Linked DNA regions of Mus musculus: region 2 is linked to region 1. Evidence: chromatin loops called from intact Hi-C (ENCODE). Cell type or tissue: left cerebral cortex. All regions are shown on one strand. Region 1 overlaps Ghr (growth hormone receptor). Region 2 has its middle 140 kb from the start of Gm41255.

The links. A loop is a pair of places that touch in the nucleus more often than their neighbours do. Peaks named below come from ENCODE experiments on the same cell type or tissue, not always from the same donor. Only the 100,000 strongest peaks of a DNase experiment are listed, where the experiment ranks them.
Region 2: it touches region 1 in a loop (2.3-fold over the local background); 1 of 42 quality-filtered maps calls a loop at or near these places.

The regions. Positions count from the first base shown.
Region 1 is chr15:3,341,119-3,343,618 of GRCm38, reverse strand. All of the region lies in intron 5 of Ghr (growth hormone receptor), which reads left to right. The region is part of intron 4 of Gm41254 (a long non-coding RNA gene); the gene reads right to left. Among named protein-coding and RNA genes, the nearest start is that of Ccdc152, 39 kb to the right of the region's middle. In left cerebral cortex, no CTCF peak of the experiment used is centred here; a DNase peak (open chromatin) is centred at 1,138.
Region 2 is chr15:3,749,593-3,752,092 of GRCm38, reverse strand. No RefSeq gene overlaps it. Among named protein-coding and RNA genes, the nearest start is that of Gm41255, 140 kb to the right of the region's middle. In left cerebral cortex, no CTCF peak of the experiment used is centred here; a DNase peak (open chromatin) is centred at 1,034.

The sequences.
Region 1 (2,500 bases):
GGTCCTGAGATTGGGAGTTGTGTTTTCAACTAGCTATTCCTGACACACTTCACATTCAGATTAACTCTTATAAGAGCTATGTCCTGTGGAACTGATGGATTTAGAAATCCTAACCAGGGTTTCACATACAAGCCCCAGGAACAGGACTACTTGCATTGTCAAATGTCAGAAAACCTCACAGAAACTGAAGCACAACGGAGCTAGGTGGCTCCTTATAGTAGACGCAGACCTGCTGACCACTAGCTGCCCTGGATATTTGCACCATCCTAAGACTTACTTTTTAAAACTGACACAGTTAGTCACATAAAGTGCACTTGATGTCTTCGCTGGTATAGGTTTTTGTTGTTGTTGTTGTTGTTTTATTTTGTTTTTATCTTTTTTATTAGATATTTTCTTTATTTACATTTTAAATGCTATCCCGAAAGTTCCCTATAACCCCTGCGCCCCTACCCACCCACTCCCACTTCTTGGCCCTGGCATTCCCCTGTACTGGGGCATATAAAGTTTGCAAGACCAAAGGGCCTCTCTTCCCAATGATGGACTACTAGGCCATCTTCTGCTACATATGCAGCTAGAGACACGAGTTCTGGGGATACTGATTAGTTCATATTGTTGTTCCACCTATAGGGTTGCAGACCCCTTCAGCTCCTTGGGTACTTTCTCTAGCTCCTCCATTGGGGGCCCTGTGTTCCATCCAATAGTTAACTGTGAGCATCCACTTCTGTATTTGCCAGGCACTGGCCTAGCCTCACACGAGACAGCTATATCAGGGTTCTTTCAGCAAAATCTTGCTGGCATGTGCAATAGAATGCCCAGTGCTCTGGACAATTTGGGTAGAACTTTTTAGTTCACACTCAGTTTGAATGTCAGAATCATTCAATGACTCACCTGTCTCTGACTGTTCGCTGTCACAGCATGGTGCACAAGCCTGCACAAGCATACTTTATCTTAACCTTAGCTTTTCTCTACTTACTTCCCCTGTGATAGCGGAGGCTTCTTTCCACCCAAGGGCTCGCAGCTTTTAAGAATCTCAGCCGGAATGTAAGCAACAGTTCCCTGCCTCTAATTCTGAATTCTCTCTTGTGTTAATCTCAAGTGTATTCAAACAGCTGATGAGCAGCTGTCTCAATGGCCCTGATTCTATGTGAGTCCCTAGTACCAAATAACTAGCCTGAGAAACAGCTGTTAAGGAACTGTAAATGCAGCTGACTTCAGGGCTCTCCATGCCTTCCTTTCAGGCCCTGCCTTCCCCCCAGCCTGGGTTTTCATTGCCCACTGCCGCCAGCACATCCTGCCAGTGGAAAACTCTCATCCGCATCTAGCTTGCCAGCACCAGCACCTGTGCCTGCCCAGAGTCACTCCTGTCACTCTGTGTGTCTGTCTGTCTGAGTGTGTACATGTTCATATGTGTGCACAAATGTGTGTGTTTGTATATGTTCATATAAGATGTACATGCTTGTGCACAGATGTGTGTTTATATGTATGTCATGTAGAAGGCCGAGGCTGGTGTCATCTTTCATTGTTTCCCACCTCTTGATGTTTAAGATAGAGTCTCTCACTGAACCTGGAGCCTTGCCCAATTGGCTAGACTAGCTGGCCAAGCAAGCTGGAAGGATACTCCTGTCTACCTCCCTAGCACTGAGGTTCCATGCGCTTCTCATGCAGTGTTTCCATGGGTTCTTGGCATCAATTTCAGGTCATCATGTTTGCACAGCATGCCACTGACTGAAGCATCTTGCAGGCCCCTACTTTAACCTTCTTTCCTAACCACAGTTACCATGACTTTGCATTCTCTTCACCTGTAAACCCTCTTCTCAACTGAAACAGGCTAGTAAATAAAGCAAAGAGAGGAAGAATTATCCCACCTGTGTTTATCAATCATCACATCACTATGGCAAACACATGAGAGAAACAACTTAAAGGAGGAGGGGTTACTGTACCCCCCACATCATAGAGGGCTCAGTCCGCGGTAGCCTGAATATGCTGCTATCGGCCCGTGGAGGGCAGAAAATAGTGGTGGCAATAACATGTACAACTCTGGCTACTCAGTTGATACTGTCAAGGAAAAAGAGAGCTAGTCATGGGGAGGGGCTTGGAAGGAGATAACACTATCCAAATTCACACCCTCAGTGTCCTGCTTCCTCCAGCCAGCCCACCTTCTGTTTTCTACCACTCCCAATAGTGCCATCAAATTGTGATTCCATCAATGATTAATCCAGTGATTGGGTCACTGAGAAATTATTGGGTCCACCAGCTGAGAACGTACAGCATGTACACTCAATAAACAGAAGTTTGTATTTTAGGCAGAAGTACCATATAGGCTCCTGACAATCTTCAGATTCTAATAACACTGGCCATAGATGGGAGGTTTCTAAGAACTGGTCTTGCTGAAGTGTTACATTTTTATCTTATAAGATACTTGTGTCTTAGCTTAGTGAATCTGGCTGCCAGATACCTTACTTTGACTAAAGCATAGTTTCGGGAACGATTAATCTTTTTT
Region 2 (2,500 bases), 410 kb before region 1:
TTATAAAGTCCTTGCAGAGCATGGGTAGAGATTGTGTTCTGCATTTCTGTTTCATCCCGCATTTCTGTTTTTTAGATGATATGCTAGGGTTTGTGCTGACATAGTCTTCCTCATCCATAACCTTTACCTCTTATAAAATTAGCTCCCTCAGAGTGTCCTTCTTAAAGCTACTAGCTGTTATGAGATTTATACCATTTTCTAAACATGTTTTGGGAAACACAACCCCGGTCTCCTGAACCATTCTGGATCTACTGTGTGTTCATCCACTCTGCAGCTGCCTTCATTAAGGAGCACACTCTCACATCACACTCTGAACCAATTAATCTGATTTCTCTAATCATGAGTGGTCTAATTCACTCTTCAAAGTGGCAAGAGATTTCTCAGAAACCACTTTGGGTTTTGGCGAAGTGGAGTGCCTGCATCAACAGTGATTTTGATTTTGCTCTACGGGCAGAGGGCAAAATTAACCTTTTGTTTCCGGCTTGAGGCTGTCATTTACTTCAGCATGGAAAGGCACGGTAACATCAGTGGATCAGTTTGGTTATCCACAACCTAAGTAGATATGGTAATTCAAGTATTAGTGATCTGGAGTGCTGATTGTGATATTTTAAGAGAGGAAAAAGTAAGAAGGCTGTTGAAGATATTTTTAGCAGCAATTTGACATCCCTTTTAATGCCAATTGAAGCATCCAAAAGACAAGTGGTTTATAAAATTTGGGGTGAAGTTATGGATTCTCTTGGTAATTGTCTGAAACTATAACTCCCTTTACTAAAAAATGATGTGAACATGTATACATAGCTAGTGAAAAGCATGCCAATGACATACATGTGTAGATCTTCTGTAGATTTCAGGTACACCACGGACCCTCCCTCTCACGCTTGCCCAGACAACGTATTCTGTGGAAAGTGAACCATGCCTCTTCTTCCTTCACAGCTGTCTTTATGCTGTTCCACCAGGCTGTCCTGAATTACCCCCTCACACTACATGAATAAGAATTACTCACGTTAAACGTGGATAGTGTAGCTGCCCAGCCTCTACTCTGACGTCACGTTTATTTTTAGAATGTTCAGTGTTGCTGACGTTGGTGGTGAGAAACCACCATTTGAAAAATAACTACAATTGGGAAATTCTGCAGTAAGTAATCCACAGAGAAAGGCATGACTCTATTTGTTTTAAAAAAGGGCAGCGCAGGGGGTAGGGGGTGTTGGTAAAGGCAGCCAGACCATGTCTCTCCACCTGATGGAAACTCAGCAATCAAGAACGATTCTGGATTTTTCCATTCAAGCACCTTCAGTCTTTCTGCCATTCCCTGGAGTGTGCTTACCCAGACCATTACTCTCATTTGTCCAGAGGTAGTCTTCAGTGCTCATGTAATTTCCCTTTCTTTATTGAGGATGAGAATGGTAGACTAAAGTAATTGTTTCTCGTGCCGTGCTCTCATAACGTGGATCTCAGTCACATTCTTTCTTGGCTGAGATTCCCTCCAGTCTCAGTGTTCATGGGACTATACTGCATCCAACTCAAAAGAAGAAAATGCACGTAGAATTGCAGAAGCACTTCTTGGCAACTTCTAGATTGTTCCAGGACAAGCAGCTTGGTGTGTTGTCTTCTGGTAATGATGCAGGACAGTTTCTGCATGCTAGTACCATGCACCGATCCCCAGTTCTCTATACTTCTTGAGAGTTCAGGTTTGCTGTAAAAGTACACAGGAAGACACAATAAAAGTTCAGACTGCCCTGGTTGGGAGAACAGGGACATCATTTGCCTCACTGATTCATCAAGACACTGTCCATAATAAAATGTAAAGTCATCCATCTCAATGAGATTGGTCACAGGACCAAAAGATTGTATCCAAACACCTAAAACATCAAACTTTAATTTCAAACTTTGGAGACTAAGGATATGCTGCCTTTGCTGCATGAATCTCCGCTGGGCTTTACAACATCAGTTGGACCACTTCTGTCTTTAAACTCTTTTTAAAAGTAAAGGTTGCTTTCAGCTGCTTTGAGGAGAAATGTAAGCCAAGAGTGGTACAAATAATGCTCTTATACAAGATAAGATTTTGGCGGTTATAATCATGGAATAAGCAAAACTCAAATCTAATTTATTATGGACTAGGTGAAGTAGGTCCTTTGTCAATGAACATGGGATGCGGAATACAGATGGTGAGACCGCCCCCCCCCCAACTTTACCCATAAAGGTTAAGAGGCTTTCAGATTTTAAAAAAATCCCACAAACAAACAAACAAACAAACAAACACAGTGGCTCATGAGAAGATGTGAAGAAACAAGAATGGCCAGAAAAGAATAAAAAAAAAATAACTGCTTCTGTGTCACCCTGATTTAAATACAGCAAACAGGCTGCAGGCAGCTTCATTAACATCCAAGTCAATTAGATTCAATCAATGTGATTACATGTTTCTGTTTGTCCCCTAAGTAGTTTCTTGAGGTGAAAAGAACAGATCCTTCCTAATTAGAAAACAACCAGCAAGTATTTTATT